2 separate regions of the Homo sapiens genome follow, and region 1 is linked to region 2. A link is a loop called in an ENCODE intact Hi-C map of the cell type or tissue named here. Cell type or tissue: GM12878. All regions are shown on one strand. Each heading gives the region's core, and the rest is flanking DNA. Links, peaks and the distances in the headings are about the cores only. Region 1 holds the start of LINC02789 (long intergenic non-protein coding RNA 2789). Region 2 overlaps LINC01221 (long intergenic non-protein coding RNA 1221).

Evidence for each region. Peaks named below come from ENCODE experiments on the same cell type or tissue, not always from the same donor. Only the 100,000 strongest peaks of a DNase experiment are listed, where the experiment ranks them.
Region 1: a loop joins it to region 2, with 2.0 times the contacts of the local background. A loop is called at or near these places in 2 of 110 quality-filtered maps.

What each region holds. Positions count from the first base shown.
Region 1 is chr1:199,146,106-199,158,798 of GRCh38, forward strand. LINC02789 (long intergenic non-protein coding RNA 2789) reads left to right here and starts at 2,493. Exons shown (of 4, transcript NR_147896.1): 1 at 2,493-2,632. The region is part of intron 1 of LOC107985243 (a long non-coding RNA gene); the gene reads right to left. In GM12878, for the core only: no CTCF peak of the experiment used is centred there; DNase peaks (open chromatin) are centred at 5,727 and 6,105; H3K27ac peaks cover 281 bases.
Region 2 is chr1:199,074,782-199,087,474 of GRCh38, forward strand. It overlaps LINC01221 (long intergenic non-protein coding RNA 1221), which reads left to right. Exons shown (of 3, transcript NR_126351.1): 3 at 1,743-1,954. Among named protein-coding and RNA genes, the nearest start is that of LINC01222, 62 kb to the left of the region's middle. In GM12878, for the core only: no CTCF peak of the experiment used is centred there; a DNase peak (open chromatin) is centred at 7,180; H3K27ac peaks cover 491 bases.

The sequences.
Region 1 (12,693 bases), core at 2,428-10,427, 71 kb after region 2:
CAACCAATGGGTCTTGCCACTGTTTGCACATTTTTGTTCATCATAGAATTTCTCTGACTCATTATTTTCTTAACACTGTGTAATTTTGGTTAGCAATTACAGCCAACAGTACTATAAGATACAGCTTATCAGCAAAATAAAAAACAATCAAACAAACAAAATCTTAGAGCCCATGTAGCAATTAACATTTGGCTGGAAAATAAGTGCTAGATTTTGATCATAGAGAGAACAATTTACTTGGTTGTATTTTTTTAGTTGGCTTATGGGGAGAGTGTTTTATTAGAGTCCATTATATTACTAAAACTTATTTTAATGGATTTGAATATGATTTTAAATAAATAACTTTTGTTTATACGTATATGTTTTCAAAAGACTGGAAGAGTTTTAAGGGTAACCTGCTTGTAATAGTTTAAGTTGTAGCACCACTTCACAATTCAGAATTAGAAGTGAAAAATTACATTTATGTTACCGTCAGTTTAACCCTAAAATAATTAAAATGGAGAAAAAAGAAAGAGCATATATAATAAATCAGAAAACATTTCCAACCTTAAAGCCATGATCTAGGAAGATGAAATGGACAGAATGGAACAAGATGATCCATAAACTACTGCAGAGAGGAACATTAACGAAAAGCAAGCATTGTATCTCTGGAAGTCTCAAGAACAATTAGACCATTAGTACCTTTCCCAGCTCACCTCCCAGAATATTAGCACCCAGACTGGTAGTCCAAAAAGATAAGACCGAACAAATCTTTGGAGCACAGGAATAGTCCCCAAAAATGGAGCCAGAGATCTTGACATTTAGGAGCCACCCTCACAAAACCAGCCTACCACTCAACAAACACAGCTGAGGAACACAGATTTTCTAGCTTTTAAAATAACTTCATTATAAGGTGAATCTGCAAATCACTAGGCTTTTGAAGCATGCCGCCAACATAAATAAGCAAATACAAAAAGAAAAAAGAATAAAAGCAAAAGAAGATGAAGGAGATTTAAGAGAACATGTAAAAATTCAAGAAAAGTGTGAAAGAACTGTAATTAATAAAGTAACATATAATAGGCAGAAACACGGTGGTTGAAGCAATTGGCCCTGGCAGTGAAGAATATTTTATAGTTGACTTTGTTTAGAATTTACTGATGCATGGTGATGATAAAAATGAAAACTGATATTTGGTCAACTCTAGTATTATTCTAAAACGTTCTTTATTCTAAAACGTTCTACAATAAACCCCTTATTATCTGTACCCAAAAGAGATTGCTCCTACCAACCATCCCTTAATGTGCTGCTAAGTTAATATCCTCAAAGCAATGAGAGAAGCATTTGTACTCAGTCCAGATTGGAGTAGGTGCATTAAGCACTTCTGAATGACAGTTTTCGAACAAAATCTGGTCCACTAACTGTTATTAAAGATATGGAACAACTTAGTAACACTTCAAGAGAAAACAATGAAATTGAAAAAATTAGATAATTATTAAATACAACAAACTAAAAAGTACACAAAAGGGAATTGTGGTATATTATTGGTGTTAGAAGAGAATGGTACTAGTATTCTCTACTAGTAGAGAATACTAGTACTACTATTCTCTACTAGCCACTGGGTGCAGTGGCTTACAACTTAATCCCAACACTTTGGGAGGGGGAGGGGAATCACTTGAGCCCAGGAATTCTAGACCAACCTGGGCAACATAGCAAAACCATGTTTCTATTTTTAAAAAATAAAATAGAATAATATTACATAGTAAAAATAATGGCAATATAGAATACGGATAAGAACATAATGTAATCTTACAGTTATAGGAAGTGCATGCATGGTGTCAAAAATTAATATATCAAAAAGCAACAATCATATATTTCATAAACATGGAGGTATAGTTGAACAAATATCCCAAAGAAAGTGGTTGTACCTGGGGATTGGAATGATTGGGACTCAGAGAGTAGGGGTAACTACTTTTTATTATGGGCTTTTTGGGCATAAATTAAATGCATATATTACTTTGATTAAACTCAAAAAGTGAAGATTATATGGATTTAATTAGAACAAAGCTATAATAATGACATAAAACATTTCCTGTAACTCTATAGGCTGTCAGACAATGCAGAAGTTAAAAAAGTCACATTTGGCACGTTTATTTCACACTACATTATTCTATTTTATAAAATTTAAAAAATTCTGTAATTCTGAAAAACATTTGTTATCGGAATGAAAGATAACATAACTAGTCTTAGATGTAGAATTCTTTCATAAATTAGAAAAAGACCACCTTTATCTTTAATTAATAAATTTTAAAAGTTATGTTTAATTTAAACTTAAGATTTTTATATAGTATACTCTTTGATAATACATAATTTGGAAGCAGATTTTTTAATTTTAAAAAATAAATGTGTAAAATAAGTATGCATTTTTAAAAATCAAAGACTTAACTAGGATTTTATTGTAGAGATGGTATGATCTTTCTGGCTATATATACTTGGAATTGGGCTGGGTCCTAATTGATACATAGGAAACCAAATAACCTAGAGAAAACAATACCCATGAATGATTAGCAAATTTCTTACATATAAAGGAAATGATTTAACTTCAAGAGACTAGAATAAATGAAAACATATTCAAAATTGAAAACGTTAATGGAAGGTAAGTTTGGTTTGCATTTGTGCATTTTATTTTGCAGACTAGAACAGACATAAACTTCTAATTCTGTTAACATTGTAGCAGTTCATGGCAGTACAGGGGAAGACTTTTAGAAAAGAAAAAGATACTGGAGGAAAGGATTGATCTTTTCTGACAGCATGTAACACTTTTTACAGGGTAAACAATAATGCTTAGATTCTTTTCCTTTAGCAGCAAAAAGGCTCTGCTCTCAGTATTTAACAGCAGAATGAACAAAACTTGCTTTATAAAACAAACAAATCCATAGTCTATTTCTGTTTGTTGGTTTTACTATGGTGAATTCCACACAAAAGGGGATTCCTTCCTACTGCTTTAACATAACACATTTCCGTGATTATGAAGTGTAAAAGTGCTAGCCATTTTAGGTCCAAATATTGAGGCTCATTATTGTGGTGAGTTTGAATGTTGACTTATATGAGATTTTCTTCTTCCCTATGCAAATGAAGTGGCAAAATGTTGCTTTTAGGTCGAGATCAGGTAAACTGAGTCTAGATGCATCTAATTCATCTAACTAAATCTAATTAAACTTAATTAAATCTAAGAACCCACTAGATGATGGTAAATCAGTTTTGTAATATCTAGCAATTGCTTTAAAAATTTTTTTTTCTCTCTAAAAACACAGTATTTGCTGGCTCCTCTATTGCTGGATATGTCAGCTATTTACAGAAGACTTTCAGATGAGATCTTGCAGAAAGGATCCCAAAAGGCATTCATTAGGAGAGAGTTAATTATTTGGTTTTACTGTGAAATGGAGAGTTAATTTCTGTCTATCATGGCACCACAATAGTTTTAAGGTCATGAATCATTTTGCGATCATCCCTCACATATTTTCCTCTCAGATGTATACGCTTCCTATTTCATATCCATTGCTCAGATTAGCTCTTCCTTTTGAATTTATTACAATAGACACATTGGGGTTGACTAGTACTTGCTCTATCCTTTCTTGTTAAGAACCCTGTCATCCTGGTCCAACAGCTTTGTATATGATTCAAATATTGCTTTTCACAGAAGCAACTTTTAACATGCAATGCGAACATCCTCATTATGGGAGAGATGAGAACAAATAACAGCATGATATGGCTGTCTTCTGAACTGTGCACTTATTGACCTATTTACCAATTATAGCTTTCTCATTTTAACATTGTGCATTATGGATATTCATCAAGGACAGTAGATAACTCCTATGAAAGTAGAGTCCATATTAGTATGAAATGGAGGTTATATTATTTCCTATAAAATTTACTAAAAGGCAAGCATTAAGAATACAGATACAAGCATATAAGATTGAAAGTCTGAGTTAATTCATAACTATTTCAATGATGCTGTGGTGGACTTGATAGGCTAGTTAGCATTTCAGCATGCATTCAATGCACATTAATAGGGCTATTAATATTATATCCTTATGTTGCTGTTATAAAATGAGAGTCCTTTTTAAAAAAAATTTTCGCACGGTTAACTGACTAGGACTCCAAAAATATCATAAATATTTTGGAGCAATGTTATAAGAGTTATTTGCCCCTAGCACGTTCTAGTTTAGCAACATGAGTGTTAAGGAAACCATGTCAATCCAGTGTCACATCTTTGCCATTTCAAATAAGACAAGTGCAAATAGTTGTGTGTGTGTGTGTGTGTATGTGTGTGTGTATGTGACAAGTTGGATTAAATGTACTTTGTATAATTAAGTTCAGTGAAGTCAGCAGATAATATCAAAAAGGATTAGAAACAAGCCCCTTATCCTCAAAATGTAAAATTTTATTCATAGGAGCCAATTTTAATTTAATTATCTTTTTTTGAAAAGTGCCGAAAATACCTTAAACTAGGGCAGGATTTTTTTTATTACTTTAAAGATATCTTGATTGATACTTTCATCCTTATTTTTTATTCTTTTTGGAGGTATAAATTAAATGGAAATAATATGGAATATATATTAGATCTGACCAATGTGTCTCAATGATAGAAAAATATGGACAATTCACTATTTTATGATGAATATAAAAAAATTCCAGAAATAAAAGTTAGCTTTACAAATCTGTTGACTGAATTATTAATAATCCTAGGCAAAAAAAAACACCATCAAGAAAAAATAAACCTTTGATTTTTGCTTAGAAAAGTTAGTAGTCATTGAAAAAGTAGGTCAGTGAAATAACTGGATTACTCAAATTAATCAGAACTGACAGGTAGACTACTAGAAGTCTACAGGCTACAGAGTTTTGGTTTGAATGTTTTTGTAAATCTGGCATTTCTTAGGAGACAGATGAAAATTAATAAGATTATGCTAATTTATAGCATAAAGTAAAATGTTTTATAGCACTAATACCATCGAAGACTTTACTGAGCACTGAAAAGTAAATGTAATAATTCTAATTGTAAATTTATTTTATGTTTTTCAAAATCAGAAATCATCCAAAACTCAGTTACACTGATGCAATTATTTGTACATGCAAATATAATTAGGATGAATATTTTATGCTTAACTTCAAAACGATGGTAAAATTTCCAATACCACATTGTATTTTTAAGTTCATGCAGTAAGAGTCATCTAAATGATGTAAAGAAAATAGGGGTAAGCAAGTGTAAACATAATGGTTTTGCTTTTTAAAATAGTTCTGGGTGGATTTAAAAATTATGTATGTTTATACTTTACAAATTTAACACATTAATAAAAGTCCAAAATTTGGAAAAGAGTGATAATGGATTTACTTACGCAGGCCACGTTTTTAAATTTTGTATTATTCCGAGATGGCTTCTTATGCTACTTGATGTATCACTAGACTAAATATTCTTTGGGTTTTAAATTGATGGTAAATGTGTTGGCCCCCAGTTGAAGATTCCATGTGAAATATGCTGTCTGCAAGAAAACGCATCACTCTAAAGTGTATTTTAAAACTATTAGTAAAGGCACTTTCCACCCTGATAATTTGCATAGAACACAGTGAAGCAAAGAAACATGCGATGCCTTCCAGCTAGATGCTAATAAGGCCACAGGAAAAAAAAAAAAGAGCATTTCAAATATGTCTGCATAGCACCCCCATGTCTTTCTCTAAAGTAGGCTGAAGACTCCTCATTGCTTACACTGCAAAAATTTAGAACACTTTCAAATAAAATACATCTTCACCACTTTTTTAAAGGAAATTATTACGTGTTACTCTTAACTGATCTATTTTTAGGAGCCAAAAGCAGCAGGGTATGTCAGAAAGGGCTGCTTCATGAATTATGTATTTGTCCTTTTTCCACTTGGCTACATTCGTTTTATTTTATGAATCCTTGAAATCCTGAGAATGGTAAGTTTTAGGCTGAAATTTTCAAAATTTCCTAGCCATATGCTTACTTATCCAGCTACATCTTTCTACGAGGCACTTGCTCCTCAGAGAAACCAGCTCCAGGACCTTTCTTCATGAAATATAAAAGTGATTCATTTTTTTTTAAACGAAGGCTGCGTATCACTTGAATTGTTTTCATTTGCATCATAAGGTTTTTAATTACTACTGTCATTGTTTTCACTTCCCTAAACTTGTAGTTAAAGATTCAAAGTGTATTCACCTCTCAAGGCTTAAATTCTATTAGATGGTGCATATTTTGTTATTGGCTTACTGTTTTACCAGAAAATCACAACAAACTATTGCAAATAAGTAAGTTGAAAGTAAACTGGTTGTATAAATTTTACAATTTCCATTAGTTAAATATGGTAGCAACAAAATTATAAAACCTATATGAACAATATTCTTCCATAAAGCTTTGTGTAAGAAAAATATTTCTAACAGCTGTGACTAAAACTCTAGAAATAAGATCATTATTGCTGACCCTGAGCTGAATATTAAACATAAAAATATTGATTTGCTCCTCATCCTCATAAGAACATTTGCTTCGGACATAAATAGGAGGGTCTGGCTCACTGAAAGAAGCTCTCCCACTGCCCCCTGCATCCTTTTGTCTTTATCTAATTCCATCATCTCAGATACCAAAGATTCCCTCTCACAATGGTTTGCAGTTGCTTGTTATGCATGACCTTCTGTATTTTGCCTGTTCCTTTCGTTGCCCCTGGAAAAACTGAAGAGGAAAAAAAGAAGAAGAAAGAAGAAGAAAGGAGAAGGAGAAAGGAGGAGAAGGAGGAAGGGGAGGAAGAGGGAGAGGGAGAGGGAAAGGCGGAGGAGGAGTAATAGCTGTACTACTGCCTTTCCCAAAGTCGGTTCACGCTTGATGCTCTCACTGAAGCAGGTCAAAGAAGGTGAAACTCCTTCCTTTTCAATAGACTGCATTTTTAAAGTTAGAATTCCACATTGTACTTAAATAATATAGAAAATGTAATTTTCAGCCTTTAAACCACAATTCCAGACCACAAACAAATTTTGAAGAGCGAATTTAAATTTCTTATGAACTATTTTTATGATATTAGTATAAAGTTAATGTGGTGATAAAACCTTTTGCAATCATCTTCTTGGAGATCAGGGCTTATTTTCCTTGATAATTTATTTAAGTTTGAGAATATTAGAAACAACATCACCAAAAATAAAAGTGGGTTACTTAAAGATTTTTTTCTTGCAAATGACTCTTATGTCAAGTCACTTGATTTGCAACAAATAATAATTAAATTTTCATTCGAATAATTTTTTGGAAGAGCTTTCCTATAAGTGTAAAATTTGTACTCAATGTTTTCCTTTATTCAAAATGTCAGAACTTTAATTTCTGGTGATGTTAAAATACAGCAATAATATGGCAAAACATATTAAATGTGAGCAAAAGTGAATGATGTGAAAGGACCAGAGTGTATAAGGAGAAAATTTAGGTATTTATGTACTCTATAATTTTAAAATTATCATTGGAGAAAATGAACTTATCACTATGCACATTTACTTCATCTGCAACCATTGTTTATTGCTTTAAGGAATTATTCAAAGTATCTCTCTATTCTAAACCCTTTACAGTTCTTTATAAGTTAGCATACATTTTCTTTTTTTTTTTTTTGTAGAGACAGGGACTGGCTTTTTTGCCCAGGCTGGTCTCAAACTCCTGGGCCCAAGCAATCCCCCTGTTTCAGCCTCCCAGAGTACTGGGATTACAGACATGACGTAGTACACCCAGCCTTTCAATGGTTGATGATAAAACAAAAATTCAAACTAGAACAGACTGTTTCTCAGACATTATATGTCAGTGATTTGTGATGGTTTTAAACACTTTATGCCTGTTTTTATTTGTTAGAGACCAATATGTGTCACCAATACAAGAGAGAAGCATCCCTCTTGATCCCAATCTCTTCTCTTATGGTGGTTACATTTAATGTATATGATAAAGTGATGAGATGTTTGCCTGTGGTTTATGGGCCCAGAGTAAGTTACTAACCTTATGTCTATTGGTTTATTTCACACAATGTATATTCCAACAGTGCTTAGCTTTTCCAGAAGAAAAGAACATCAAAGTTTTCCAAATTTACATACATATCAACCTAAGTATTCACACCTATTCATAAATACAGTCTTCAAATTATTAAGTTGAGATTATTTTCAAACTGATCTGTAAAACATACATTATTAATTAGAGGAAATATATCTTTATAAGAATAAAACACTTGTGGTTTACTAAATTACTAAGAATTAATTATAAACTGGTGGTATGTACCTCCCTCTCTATCCTTCTTTTTTACTAAATTGAAATAAATCAAAAAAAGAAAGCAGGTGGGTAGTTACAAAAATGTTTCATTAAAAAAAGCAGTAGGAACCACAGAGAATCTTATGGTTTTTGAGTAGAAAGTCTGATTCTGCAATGCTGACTGTTGCTAAGACTGAGGCTGTGCAGAATTTAAATATGATAGAAACAGTGAGCTTGCAATATCTGTGCCCACTGAAATACAGAGAGCCCTAATTTGTTTTGCTTTTAATTATAATGACATTTTCTATTATTAATCACCAATTGGGAAGCAAGATGCTTTTTGTGATATGCTATTTTCAAGTCATAGTTTTTCTCCATTTGCTATGCACTTTATTTTTGTATACTGAGTTCATTAGGTTGCATTAGGCTCCTTATTAGAGAGAAAGACAAAGCTGGTCATTGTGCCCAAAGTGTCTATGTTTCAAAGATTACATAGATCATTATTTAAAACCATTTAAGTTTATGAGGAAAGAGAAACATTGTCCAGAGAATAAAGGCTACCTGCTTTGTACTTATTACTATTATTTTTATTAAGAGCAAATTATGTGTGCATGATTTCACATCTATAAACAACAAAAAGCCAAAAACCAAGTATAAAGGAGTAGTTTAAACTTTGAATCCCGTTCTCAATAAGTTCTTGAAGAAACAGTACAAAATAGGCAGAACAGAAAGATGAAACCAGAAGTTAAGGCATTAAACTTTGTTTTTAATCAGCCATATGAATGGTAACTCAACTTTTTGCTAGGTGACCATCTCTCTTCATAAATAGCAACTGTGATCATGATGACAATGTTCCAAACATAAGAAAATAAGAACATAATTAATCCTACAAAGTAGCCAAAATTCTGAAGTAAACATATTCCTTAGTATGACACTGAGGACATTTTCAGGGTAAGACATTGACCATGCTCTTTGGATTCCAGAAACGTAGGCATTCCATGGAGTTTTTCACACCCACAGGCCTTTGTTCATGTTATTTCCACATGGTTCCATTGCTCAAATGTCTTTTCTAATTTCTATTCTCTGTAATCCTTTTCCAGTCCCCATAATCCAAACCAATCACTCACTCTTCTGATCATACTTACTTTGTTTATGCTAATACCATAACAACTAAGTGTGTATGTCTCCTACATTAATTTGTTAGCATCTCAAAGAAAAGGACCAGGTGTTAGTCTTCTGTGTTCTTTCTAGCACCTAGCAGTGTATTGCAGTGTTCACAAATGTATACCAAATAGAATAGAATTGAAAAGATATCATTATCCTGATGTTAATTTTATGTGTCAACTTGACTGGTCCAGAGGATGTCAAGATGTTTGGTTAAACATTACTCTGGGCGTCTGTGAGAGTGTTTCTAGGTGAAATTAACATTTGAATTGATAGACCTAGTAAAGTAGATTGCCCTTCCCTTTGTGGTGGACTTCTCTAATCTATTGAAGGCCTATGTAGAACAAAAAGACTGAGTTAGAGAGAATTTGCTCTCTCTGCCTGGTAGTCTTCAAACTGGGACATTGGTCTTCTCTCGCCTTCAGATTTGGACTTGAGCTTGAACTGAACTTATGTCATTGGCTTGCCTGGTTCTCAGGCCTTTGGACTCAGACTGGAAATATATAGGTATATTCTATTGGTTCTTTTTCTCTGGAGAACCCAGAATAATACAATTATCAGCCATTCATTTGGGCATATGAAAATTTACAACTCTTAATCTTATTTAAAGGCCCATTTTAAAATGAAATTTCTCTTCCCATTCTTTATGAACCTATAAACAAACACTGTCTTCAAAGAAGAAATAAGAACTTCAGCAACCATAATTTAATTATTGCAAACAATTCTTTGGTCATGAAACAACAGCTTTGCAAAGTGGAACTATTTCATGGTACCATTTTATGGAAGGACAACTTAACAGCTACACTGGGAAAAACAATTCAGCATAAAAGTGATAAAATCACCCCGTTTCACCTCTGCCAATGGCTCATGGTGTTTCTAAAACAAGGGGAAGGAAATAGCCCTAATTATGTCTTGTTCAATTGCATCATTTAAAGCATTAACCTGCTTTTAGCAAGGCTGTTTTTGATAATCTATCTTTACTAAGCAAATGTTGCTTTTCTGCCATCTTTTCCCTATGGAAAAAAAATTTAGATTATTTGCAAATCATTAACACTAGGGAATATTAAAAAATAAAATATATTAACTTCAGTTTTCATGGGTTAAGAAAGAAAATGTTTGAGATAATAACTTATAAATAGGCACAGTAGGCCTGATTCTTCTAGAAGAGTATACATAGAAATGTGTATCTGACAACTCCAGTGTTATCAAACATGTATATTTGGAAATAGCGTTTACTATAGTGTACTCTCTGTCCTTCACCAAGCCAGTGACATACAGTGTATTCATGGCTCTGAGAGGAGATAGAGTAATAAAACATACTTGGTTTTATTTTATGGGCGATGGATTTTGTGTGACTTCGATGTACCAGTGTAAGTTCATTGATTGGGTGACTCTGATGTACCAAGGTAAGTTCATACGGTGTAACAAATGTATCACTCTGTTGTGGGCTATTGATAGTGGAACAGGCTGTGCACATGTAGGGAGAGGGGTATATGGAAACTACTTTCTACTCAATTTTGCTGTGAACCTAAAACTGCTCTAAAAATTAAAGTCTATTTAAAACAAAAGTAGGGGAAATAATCTACACATGAAATCCCTAAAGATAATTATGGTGCCTCATTGTATACTAGACTTTCTAGAAGGTTGTATCAAGTCTGCTTTCTCTGTACAAGTGCTCTCAAGGAACAAGGGGACACCCCTAGGTGCGTTCACTGAGGAACACACATGCAGGAGCCAAATGACTTCACACTCCTCAGTCAGAGAGGGCTAACATGAATTATAGTCAAAAGAAAGACAGGCACAGAACTGAACCTATCCCTGAAACTGGCTTCTCCCAAATATCTTTTCAAAATATCACCTTTCTTTTCTTTAATATTTTTCTTTGCCTATTTCTCTCAAATCCTGAAAAGGAGAAGGGAAGACAGTAGGCCCAATAAAGTGCAAATGGGAAGAAAGGGTGGTTAAAAACGATGACAGGTGTAACTGAAATCTGGAATGCTGTTAAATTTTTAACTCTCTCTCCTAATTATAGCCCTCCTGACACTTTCTGTTTCTGAGCTCCATCAGTGAATGGTGGAAATGACCTCAATACATTTCATTAACTAGATCTCAGATTTTTTTTTTCTTCTTCAATCACTTAAGCAAAGCAACTCTCAAGCCTGACTGTCCTGTAAAAGGTGAGGTCTCCTTCTTGAAGCTGAATCACTCCCTTGGGGTTTGAGGGTCATTTACCTTTGGTTAGTACAGCAGATGGAATGTTGTATGCTTGGCTCAGGGCTTCTGGCTGAGTGCCCTGGACTGTGAGGACAGTTGCTTAACTCAGAAGGTGGCTTCAGATTCCCCCTACCATCTTTCCAGGGCTCCCAGCTACTTGAGAAAGCTATAAATTACTGTTGTTAAAATGTTATACAAGAAACTAAAATATCTCAACAGCGTAAAAACCCAAGCCATTCAATTATTAATTAAAAAGGCAAATGATTTAAATAGATATTTTTCAAAAGAAGACATACAAATGACCAATAGTATATGAAAAAAAGTTCAGTATCACTAATCATCAGGGAAATGCAAATCAAAACCACACTGAGATCTCCTCCCACTCCAGTTAGACAAAAAATAACAAATGCTGGTAAGGATGCCTATAAAGCGGAACCCTTATATGCTGTTGATGGGAATGTAAATTGGTACATTTGCTATGGAAAACAATGTGTATGTTTCTTAAAAACCTAAAAATGGAATTACCATGTGATCCAACAATCTACTACTGGGTATATATCCAAAGGAAAGGATATCAGTATGTAGAAGAGATATTTACACTCTCATGTTTGTTGCAGCACGATTCACTATAGCCAAGATATGGAATCAATCTAAGTGTCCTCAACAGATGAATGAATAAAGACAATACACAATGAAATACTAATTTATATATACATATATATGTGTGTATATATATACAGACACAAAATGAACATATATACACATTGCATATATATACTACATTATATTATATGTAGTATACAATGTATATACAATGGAACACCATTTAGCCATAAAAAATTAAATCAAATCATTCAAGGCAACATGAATGAATCTAAAGGATATTATGTTAAGTGAAATAAGTCAAGCACAGAAAGATCAATACTGCATGTTTTCCCTCATATATGGAAGCTAAAAAAGTTGATCTAATAAAAGTGGAGTATAGCATTGCATTTACTAGAGGCTGGAAAGGGTAGGAGGGAGAGGAGATAGGGAGAGGTTGGTTGACAGGTACAAAATTACAG
Region 2 (12,693 bases), core at 2,419-10,418:
GTCCTTGCTTCTCAGCTCCTCCTATATATATATAATAGGAGATATATTAGTTCTGTCCCTCCAGAGAACCCTGACTAATACATCTGGCTTCAGAATTCCTCAGTCATGTACATTATTATGTTATATTATGTATTATGTCCATTATTATATTATAATGTTCTTTATCTCTAGCCACACATCATCATATAGTCATGTTTTGTCATTACAATCAACTTGTATCATCTGATGAAAAGAAATGTATTTTTAATGTTTTGATTCTAGATCTAAATTCAAGATCAGCATTCTAGCTTTTTGTCATGTATTAATTTCTAATATCTGAACTTACTATTTTCTCTTCATTAGGATGTATAATATTTCCTATTTTTAACACTACAATTTCCTGTACTTCAGAGCTTTTCTGTCTTCTCTTGACCAACTTATCACTCTAAACTACATATTCAGCCACTCACTGTAACTTCTCTAACAGCTAAGGATCCCTTAATTGCTTGAATGTTCTCTATTGTAAATCTCTAATTTCTTCATAGCTACATCCTTGCCAGGTTCCAAAAGGTCTTCAGAGAAGTCTGGACTCCTATGCTAACTTATGTTGATTGCCTACTCTATTGTATAGTCCTCAAAGTATTAATTTTACCTGTCTTTCTAATATTCAGCTAATTTTTCCATGTGGTTTAAATTTATCAACTTTCCTCCTTTTCTTCATAAAGTATCCCTAATGTTTCATTATTCTTTATGCAATAAAATATCACATATCTTATCTCATACATACAAAGTAGAGAAAGAAATACCTTTCTCCCTTTCTCTATTTTTAACTAGGTCAGGTCCTTTTGTACTGTGTAGTAGGCCGAGTTCTAATACACCATCCCCTGAAATCCCAAGATTCCTGGTCCCTGGTGTACACACATTTTCTCTCAGTTATTCAATCAAATACTAATCTCGGTATCTCTGTGAAGGGGTTTTGCTGATATAATTAAAAGTCTTAGGTTTTAATCAATTGACATTAAGATTATCCTTGTGGGCCTGACCTCATCACATAGCTACTTTAAAAGCAGAGAGGTTCCTCCAGATAGTTGCAAAAGAGCATTTCAGAGATTCAAAGCACCATTGCTTGCTTAAAGATGGAGGAGGACACATGGCCAGAAGTGCAGTGGCCTCTTGGAAACTGGACCAGGCCCTGGCTAATAACCAACGAGGAAATGAGGACATCACCCGGAAGGAACTGAACTCAGCCAAGAACAGGAATGGGCTTGGAGGCTGTTTGTGCCCAAGACCCTGAAGATAAGAAGTCAGTCCAGCTGAAATCTTGATTTCAGCTTTGTGATACTTTGAGCAAGGAGCCCCACCACATTATTCCAGACTTCTGACCTATAGAAAGGTGCTAATAAATGGGGAATGATTTTTTTACTTGCTACATCTGTGAGAATTTGTTCCACAGCAAAAAAAAACTAATACTGCAAAATTCAATTCTCTCTACTTGATTCTGAAACTTTCTCTATCAACTAGCGCTTGTTTTGTGTGTGCATGTTTAAATTCTATCCTATCCTATCCTATCCTGTCCTATCCTATCAGTCTATTATTCTGCCTCCTAATTTTAATACCAATCTTCTTGCAAAAATAAGCTACAGCTACTATCTATATTTTCTCCTTAATTCTGAAGAATACAGAGCCAATGTCCTGTGGAGCATGAATGATGTTTTAATTGACAAATCCTGTTAACTTTGTTCACCCTTTCTGTTTCTCCACAGTGTTGATTACTGGCAGGCTTCTCTGGTCATCTTTCTCCCTCCACTTCTATCAACATGGAGTTTTGTACTCAGCAAAATAAAAATCTTTCAAAACTGAGCACCAAAACAAAACAAAACAAAAGATATTTTTATATTAAAAAACCGAGAGACTTTGTTGGTAGCAAATTAAAACTACAATAAATGGTTAAATGAAGGAATATGGTATCAATTGGAAATGTGGATTTCCACAAAGGAATTGAGGACATTTGATATTATAAAAATGTAGGTAAGTATAAAAGAAGTTTATTTTTCTTATTTTTGAAAACATTAAGTAATAATTGACTTTTTAAATCAAAACTAGTAACAATGTATTGAGGAGTTTACAATATGGAGAAAAGGAGTAGCAAAAGACTATTGTAAGATTCCTAGAATGTATGTGAAGTAGAGTATTATTATTTGATTGTACGCTGTGATAAGTTAAAGATGTAGAGAGTAAATCTTAGAGCAATTACCAAAATATGATATAAGACAAATAAATAGTGGAGACAAAATTGAATAATAAAAAAACTATTAAATTATTTCAAATTGTTCTCTTCAAGAGACCAAAAAAAAAAAAAAAAAAAAAAAAAAAGAGAGAGAGAGATGGGACAAATGGAAACCAACCAGGAAGATAAGAGATTTAAACTCAAACATTTTAATAATTACATTAGATGCATTTACATTCAGTTGAAAGACAGATATTGTCATAGTGGATTAAAAAATCTAGGCCTGGTGCAGTGGTTCACACCTGTAATCCCAGCACTTTGGGAGGCCGAGGTGGGCAGATCACAGGATTGAAACCATCCTGGTCAACAAGGTGAAATCCTGTCTCTACTAAAAATACAAAAATTAGGTGGGTGTGGCGGCGCGTGCCTGTAATCCCAGCTACTCGGGAGGCTGAGGCAGAAGAATTGCTTGAACCTGGGAGGTGGAGGTTGCAGTCAGCCAAGATCGTGCCACTGAACTCCAGCCTGGTGACAGAGCTAAACTCCGTCTCAAAAAAAAAATATATATATATAATGTAATATATATATATGTATGTATATATCTATTCATATATATCATATATTTATTTATTATATATATTATATATATTTATATATTATATATACACATCTCCTGTTGGAAATTCATTTTAATATAAACATATAGAAAGGTTAAATGGATCAAAAAAGCTATGCAATGCTAATACCAAATACAAGAAAGATGGAATTCCTATTTTAATATCCAACAAAGTAGATTTCAGAGCAAAACATACTACCAATGGCAATCAGGCATATTACATACTGATAAAAACATCAATCCATCGAACAGATATAACTACCCTAATGTGTATGTAACTGTTAACTTAAAGACATACAAAATAAAAACTGAAAGGAGAAATAGACAAATCCACAATTATGGTTGTAGGGCACACTCTTTTCTGAATAATTGATATAAGATGGGGGGAAAAGGCAGTAAAGTTAAATATATATACCACCATTACCAACTGGACATGAATGAAATTTGTTGAACACTCTACCCAATAACAGCAGAACACACATTCTTTGAGGTACATGTTGATCAAATACCAATATAGATCATATTCTGAACCATAAAGCAAACATCAATAAATTTAAAAGATTTGAAACTATACAAAGTATGCTCTTTGGGTATCATATTTGGAAATTAAACAACAAATTTGTAAGTAACTTATTGGTCAAAAAAATCACAAGGGAAATCAGAAAATGTTTTGAACTGAATAAATATGAAAATACAACCTATCACAATTCTTAGGACAAAGCTAAATTGGGGAAATGTGTAGTATTAAATGCTGAACAATTACTAGAATAACAAAAACAAAAAAAGTGCTGGCGGGAACACAGAACAACTACACTTTGCAAACTTTTTAACAGTTTCTTATAAATTAAAACTTTTACTTATCTAGATATTTCCAATCCTAAATATTTACCAAATAGAAATAAAAATATATTTCCAGTCGAAAATATTTAAGCAAATTTTCAGAGCAACATCTTTCATAATAATCCCCAACTGAAAAAAACACACAAATTTCACTCCTAGATATTTACCAAAACAATTCCACTCTTACATATTTACCAAAGAGAAATACAACTATGCGTCTAGACAAAGATCTATAAGCAATTCTTCACAGCAACTGTACTCATGGTAACCCCAAGTTTTGTCCGTGGGTGTGTAAATAAACAAATTTTGGCATATCCACACAAGGGAATACTAATCAGCAATGAGATATAAACCTATTAATACATGTTACAACACGGGTGGGTCTCAAAAGCATTATGCTAAGAAAAAAAAACAAAAAGCTACATGCAGTGTGCTTTCATTTATATGATCTTCTGGAAAAATCTAATTGGTAGGAAACTCTACAAACAGAAAACAGATCGGTTGTCCATAGTGAGGGTAGAACAGGGTATTTATTGGATAATACAATGTTTGGGATAATAGAAATGTTCTGTATCTTGATTGCGGTAAACATTGGTCAAAGCTAATTGAACTGCATATTTTTTAAAAGATAAATTTTGATGCATATGAATTACATCTGAATAAACTTCACTTTTAAGATGTTCTAATATATTCAGAAAGTTTCTTTCCACTTTTATAGATTGAGTCAATTTCTGTGACCTTATCAACATAATACTCTGCTCTGTCTAAATTTCTTACTAGTATTAGAAATACAGGATCTTTTCTTTTCAACTTTTACTATAGTTTCAGGAAATGAAAATGTTCAGAAAATTGTTTCTCCTAGATTTTCTCAAGAGGGGTAACAGTGCTGTTGAAAGTGTCATATGCCAGCATTATTACTGTTATTGGACAAGGCGTCATATAAAACCTATGCTTTTGTCTTTCGATTTCTACTTTCCAACATGGTATTTTTGTGACATCAGACATCTGTAGGGTTTACTGGCACCTCATTTTTCAATGTGATTTCAACATATGACCATCCCATTTCAACTTCCCAATTTGGAAGAATACCATTGCATTTTATTACAAAAAAAAAAAAAAAAAGAAAAGAAAACGAGAAATTCCAGAAGAAAATGGGTTTTTTATCAGGATATTATGAGTGCTGGTAATTAATTTCCTCAGTGAAAAGGATGAGCCCTTAGGAATACAATGATAAAAGAATATTATTCATCTTCTTCCTGCAAGCTAACAAGCAAATCAGTATCATTAGTGTTTTTGAAAGATTAACTTCTCACCTAAAAACATGCTTAGGGATACTGAACATTTGGTATCACTAATTTTCTTGAGCGCATGTAATAGCCTTTTAAAAATATTTGCTAATAAAATGAAGTTCACTCCTCACTTAAATTTCAGCTTAAGCCACTCCCTCTTTTAAATATTACACAATTCATTCAATTTTATAGTCTTAAAATTATTTCTTATTCAATTTTCTGTCACTCTTAGCTCATAACATATTCATTTAAATGTAAAAAATTAGTTCTAACTTTATTTGATTACCTTTTAGGTAGTGATATTGAGTTGAACTAATTCTACATTTTTTAATATACCTAGTGATCTAGTGCTGCCTTTTGTTTATGGAATGTTGATCATTGTGATTTTTAAAATGATCATTATCTGGATCAGATGGCCTAAAACTAAAAGTATCCCCATTTAACCTTTCTTATTTGCCAAATCAGCAGAACTCAAATACATTGTCTTCATATAAACCAGATTTTCATTAGTGTTTACCTGTCAAATTTCCATCTATTTTTTGATACAAGACTCTTGCTCATTTCAATTATTTGTATGCTCAGAGGCCTCATCATTCTGTCTTTAACACCAGTCACACATTTTCCCTATTACATTGTAGAAATCTGAAAATAACCAACGCATGTTGCTGAGTTCTCAGATCAATTGCCTCCTTGTTTTGAATATTCAGTTTATGGTTAAACTGCTGCATTTCAATATCACATGCAAATAACCATTTTATCAACATTTAAAAATCCTCAGTGATTGACTCACGTCTCTTTTCATCACTTTACTGCAAGAAAGGAGTTGAGCATAAGTAACCTTCTTGCATTAACCTCAGTCACTATATCATGAAGACTTAAACAGAACTGAAATCTGCAATACAGGAAATAGATGATTAATTAAAGATAATTTCTGTCATTAATTAAGCCATTCTTTACATAGTGGCAGAAAACATGGTATTTTCCTGCCTCTTCATAACATTCATTATTTTCTGTTCTCTAGAATTTTTAGCTTTGAACTCTTCTTGTGCAAGTACAGGTGTGTGGATGATAAATGTAGAGTGATTCTGAACTTACCAATACAACTAGTCTAGGCGTCATCTTACTCCTCAGGATTAGAACTACTTGAAATCTGAGAAACACGTACAGCCTCCGTGGCTGGTTCATTTTGATTGCAGCCGAATTTTTCCCTCCTGCCCCTTCATCATTCTCACTCTAAGTGTGTGGTAGTCTCTGATGTCACTGAGATTTTGTCTTCTGAACACCAAATCAAGCCTTTGCACACTTTTCCATACTCTCAGATTGATTTTAAAACAAATATATGAAAAGGAAGTGAACCCAAGGCATCCAAAGTATTGGTGGTTTTCATTTCTTCCAACTACTATATTGTATTTCTTTTCCTTTTTTTTTTCACATAGTTACTTTGAGCTTGTACTTAGTGGACATTTTTCTAGACATCTCCTGGAAAAAGTTATTTGTTCATTATTTTAACATGTATAGATTCTCAATTCATTGCACTTTTCAAAATGAAGCTATACATTTGCTGTGAATTTTAAAACTTGTATGCATTTGACATTTCTTCCACAGTCTTTAAATTTTATAATCCGATTTTGAAACAAGCTCCAATTTTTGTTTATTATTTTGTGCATTGAAATAGATCATAACATTCCCTTTTAAATAGATTCAGAGAATAAGCCATTGCCACTCTATTGTTAATCTCCAGAATTCTTCTTCTCATATTTGATGACATACTTATGTAGAAAGCATGATGCAGCCCACAAAACATTTTAAATGGTTTCAGACTAGTGAGAAAATAAGATAATGGACAAATAAAAATAAAGAACCAGGAAGTAAGGGAGAATTTGTTAGTAGTAGTAAAATGAGTATTCAGACCAGAGAAAGAGTTTAGCTACCAAATTCTTATCCCTCTTGTCATTTTACCAACCTTTCTGAAACCCTTGAAAATGACTTTGTTTCAGGATTTTAGTTTATTCTTTAAAAAAGTCTATCCACATGTGTATGCAAGTCATGAGAAACAGCTTCACTATGACAGCCACCAGATGACTAAAACTACCCTTTATAATCTACTGAGATTCACTGTCTACAATCTCAAAGGCAAAATGTGGACATAACTCATAACCCTTTTCACTAACCACATTTTAATAATAGAAGCCTACAGCAATTAGTGGCACCAAATTAGTAGGAGGAATAACCAGAAAACAGTCAGCAAAGCATACCTAACAATTTCAAACCCACTCCCAAGCTATTTTTAAAATGTTTACAAGTAATAAGACTCCCAGTTTCACCACACTTGACAAAACTCAAGACTAAATGTTTCAATTTCCATTTACAAATAAGTATTAAGAGATAATAATATAGCAATGTTGTTAAATGGGTAAGATTTCAGGTAGATCTTCAATAAAAGCACTGGAGAATTTAACTAGGAGATAACTACCACTTTTAGGATTCTTTCATTTTAAGGGATACCATATGTAGCATCTATGTCTTGGGCCTGAGGACTGGTGCTTTTCTGAGGATGACACCAATAGTTAAGTTTTCTGAAAAGTCCTTGTTTATGTGTTCTAGAAAGTCATACCTTGAATTTTCATGTTTTTCCCTCAACATTCTGCCAACTATTTTCCAATTTCAAATTCAATCTCTCTTTGTAAATTTACATAGTCACTCTTTCCTTACCCTATGTCTTGGGAGTATCTTTGATTCATAATAATTCTAGTATCTCTTTTTTTTTGACATTTGAAGTCAACTTTCCTCTTTCATTTCTGATACTCATAGCTTTTGTTTTATGTTTCTTATATGATATTTATCTATCTGTCTATTACTTTGGGCAATTTGTTTAACCTTTCTGAGTTTTTTATTTGCTGAAAATCAGCTTAGTAATTAGATTAAAGGTATGACAACAATTAAGAGGCTAAATGACATAATGTACTGAAAAGCACCAAGCAGAAACTTGGATATGTATATTGCAAGCCAATCTATAGTTTCTGAGTTTCTTCTTTTCTCATTTTCTTTTATTTTTTCTTAATTAGAATATTCTCTTTTGCTACGCATAATTTAAATTTATTTTTTTACTTATACAAAACAGAATCATATCATTCCTGTTTTATATTTATCATATTTCTTTATATGTCTATGACATCATTGTTTTACCTCCAACAACCAGGAATTCCAAGACACTAGCGTATTTAAAACAGGCTTGATCATCATAGCCAGGGCTGGTCAGTGGCCACAGCCTCAGCTCCAACTGCTTCAAAAGGACTTTGTTAGAGCTGAGTGTGGCTGACCTCCCCTCTTCCCAGGGGAAAGGAGAATGTAAGGAGGTCTTCAATGTATACGTGGCATCATGGTCAAAGGCATTTTCAGTTTCCACTGTTCATACCTGGCCTCGAGTCCTACAGAATTCTGATCATTGCCAACTCAGTCCCTCAAGATTATCTCCTCCTGTCTTAGCAAATAGAGTCCCAGCTTCACTGACTGTAGCTGCTTGAGGAGAAAACAAGACCACGTCTTAGTTCCATAATAGATTAAAGGTTTTCATGAGCCATGCTGTGGCTGTGCAGTTCCCCTGGCTTTTTCTTTCACAAGAAACAAATCAATGTACTGTCTTCATTTGTTTAGTCCCAGAGTTTCCAAAGCTCTCTCTCAGGTAAGAAGAAGAGCTCAAGTGTTTTGTTTTTTTTTTTTTTTTTCCTCTCTAAGAAGACATCATCTTATCCCATTAGTTAAAGAATATTTGGTTTCATAGATTGAATCTAAAAATATGGATACTTACAAATATGAAACCTATTTATCCTGGTCAAATGATGGGATGCCATTGAAATTGAAGTGGTATTGTGTAAAGTTTGTGCTGGATAGTTGTTTTATTTATTTTATTTTGCATGCAGCTTCTGAGAAGTTTGAACAGTAGCAGTTTGTGATGTGGCAGTCACTCTTTCCAACAATACTAAGAATTAGTCTTTGTCCACACACACCAACTGCAATGCAGTCTCTGTTCTAGCACACACTGATGCTGTTGCCTATTTTCAGCTGGGTTGATGACTACATTCCAGACTCATGAAAACTAAGCACTGCTGTTATGGTACAAACCCTGGGTTTTCCTCTTGGCTGACACTAAAAATAACCCACCAAATTTGTAATTTTCAAGATAATTTTGGCTTTGGCTTTGTAAATGATGACATACATCTGGATTATGTCCTCTAACCTTGACATTGTTTCAAGTGTTATCTCTGAACACATCAGCTCTTAGTTTGTATTAAACAAATCCATATTAAATTATTTTAGTTTTGTATCTATGTGAAAAAATACAAGTGCAAATGTTTTGAAGATGATTCAGCATATATTTTCCCTAGTAATCATTTCATTTTTAAAATGTCCATATAAGTAGAATATATTAATTTACTAAGGTATAAAAAAATTTTAATGCAGTATTTTACTTCCAGCTACTTTTCTTCCACTTCAGACATAGAAAAAGAAAATATAGTTGAAAAGCAACTTATGACATTTTTCAAAGCTGCCAAGTTGTCGAACTTTGATTCTTGTGAGGTGCTAAGAATAAGCACAAGAGGGTGAAAAGTCTACCTATATCACTCTTGGGGCTCTGTGACAACTAGGAAAAGTGATTTCCACTCATTCCTCAGTCCCTGCCCCAGCAGGATGAAAGCATGTTGTTTTACAAGAAACATGCGCCTTTTCTTGAGTAGTAGGGAGACAGCTGATGCAATTGGAAGCTTTGCCATCTGTCCCTGTGACCACAGACTTTACACAGAAATGCTCCTACCAGGTCATGTATTTAGATTCTGTGGTCATGTATTTATACTATGTAATTAAAACTGCTGGGGAGAGAAAGGGTAGGCCAGACTGTGATGGTCTCTCCTTCAAGCCCTTACATAAAGTCTATTCCTGTTCTTGTTTGCCTGATGTTGATCCAGAACTTTTCAAGCTATCAATTTAGTGTAATAGATGCCTGTCATGACATTCACAAGGAAGGTCAAGCTACACACAAAATGATTTTCAAATTTTAACTTGGTAAGAATTTTTCATGAAGGATAGAATGCTGTATTCTGACTTAAGAAAAGATTTATTATTTACAGAGTGATCTTTAGCAAGACTTGGAATTTCCTCCTTCAGTGACTTTTGTCTCTCAGTCAGCTAGTGAAAGCACACAAAATGATCTTTCAACATTTTATCCAACGTTTAAATATTTTTATGGTGAGTATTTTGTAAAGGAATATAATGCTGTGAGTACATTTATCAGTGGTGTTTTTTTTCAAGTCTTATGGTGATAAACAAATCTGGGATGGGGATCATGACCCTCTGTTAGCAATGAACCTCATCACTAAGTCAGAGAGAGATTAGCTAGAAAACCTTAATGCTAAGATGAAGGGGAGAAGTGGGAACAAGAAAGAATGACAAAGAAGACAATAAAACAATATGTGCAATATGGGGGGATCTTCCTGGGGACATTTCACTGCATAGATTTACTTACCTCAACTAATAGAACAAGTTTTCCTGGTATTGGCTCCCTAAAGAACAGTACAGCTAGTAAGGATTTGCTGCTTTTATAACTTGACAAAAGAGAAAGTTTTATTCTCCCCTTAAACGTGATACATGTTTCTCAGACTAATTAGCAATATAAATTCGTGGTAGAATAAGAGTATCACTGAAACTCCTGAAAATCAGTCAAGCCACTCAGGAGCTATCGAGCAAGCATCTCTGCAGTGGGAATAGGCACATCAACCCTACTAACTGCACAGAGAAGAGCAAATGGATGGGAATGAACTGTGCCTCCCTTTGCATATTAGCTTATAAATAAAAGGCTGTCTACTGTTTATTATAAAAGTAATGGAAAAATTAGAAGACTTAGGGCATACTCAGGCCTTTCTGACAAGCTCGAGTATGTTTTCTCAGCATTTCCTCCCAAACCATGGTAGGCAACACACACACACACACACACACACACACACACACAGAAATCAAATCCAACACACTCACACAGAAGTCAAATCCAACACACACACAAACCCAATCCAGCCAGGAGGATCTCAACTGTCATCTAGATAGTATCTCTGATTTGAAAGGAAAATTGAAGAAGGAAAGAAGAAAGAAAAAGAGAGGAAGAAAAGAAGAAAGAACAGAGAGGAAGAAGAGTAGGAGTGGGAGAGAAAGGGAAAGAGTAGTAAGAAATAAAGGAAATTGAGACATTTTCTCTCTTGTGCTGACCACAACCATGGAGAAAAAGGCAATTAGACTATCTTATATCTTCATTGAATTGAAATCTCTTCTTCATTGAAAATGGTCAGTATGAAAGAGAATTCTATGCAGTTGTTTTTATTTATTTATTTATTTATTTATTTATTTATTTATTTATTTAGAGATGCAGTCTCGCTCTGTCACCAGGCTGTAGTGCAGTGGCGTGATCTTGGTTGACTGCAACCTCTGCCTCCTGGGTTCAAGCGATTCCCTGCCTCAGCCTCCAGAGTAGCTGGGATTACAGGCACGTGCCACCACCCCTGGCTAATTTTTTTGTATTTTAGTAGAGACAGGGTTTCACCATGTTGGCCAGGATGGCCTTGATCTCCTGACCTTGTGATCCACCCACCTTGGCCTCCCAAAGGAGGATTACAGGTGTGTACCACCGTGCTCAGCCGTTATCTTTTATTTTGAAATTAAAATCAGTTGCCCAAGAGAGCATGATGATTGTTTTTGTCTAGAGACAACTGAAAAGGGTGATGTGTTGCCCTGTATGACTTTCAGAACTTGAGGCATGTTATCAGTGCCATGCTTATTCAAAACATCAGTGAGTGGATTAGTCTGGTATTTGATGCCGTTTATATTCCAACCTCCCTTGGAGATTTCAATCCAAATGGAAGAGTGTATAAGATTTTTGACTAAAATAGACCAATGAAGTAGCACACATAGAACAAAATTCTAGGCACTCAACTTCAGAGACTCTATGCATCCATCTTAAGGAATACTCTTCATACCAAGAAAGAATTGTGATCTTTTCTGGGCCTGGAATCCTTTTCCCTACTTCTTTCTCAGTTAACACCCTTTAAGACAAAATAGAAGTGCCACTTTTTAAATATAATTTACCTTCTTCAAAGCAAAATTTTTTGCTTCATCTGTGAGTCTCACAACACCATTAGAGGCATCATTATAACAGGACCTCTTGGCACAGAAATTATTTTATCCGTTATCTCTTCTCCAAGATCCTCTGGAGCAGGACCTATGCCTTATTTAACTTTTTAAAACTTATTTGTTGTGGTTTGACACTCAATAATTTTAAAAATAATAATGTAGTAAAAAATTATTGTAGAAGGTTAGGAAATACAAAGGGGAATACATCAACAGATTTTTAGGAATTAGCAGAGAAAATGTTATTAAGATAGAGAAGAAGAGGAAGACATAAATTAGAAGAAATGGCGTGGGAGTGTATTCGGGGAGAGAATGGTGGGAGTGTAGGTAAATGGAGTAGAAATAGGGAGGTTGACTGTGGGAAACACAGAAAGATTAGTGTATGAGAAGCTGAGAGATGAGGCTGGGAAAGCTGTAACTTGAAACTGTGGGAATTAAGTCAAGAGGAAAAAGTTGGTTGATTTGTGTGAAGAAGGAAAGAAGAATTAATGGAAAAACATTGCTGACTACACAAAAATGCTTGGTTTGAAATGGAGGAGTCAATAGCAGTGGACTGAGTACAATGCAGCAGG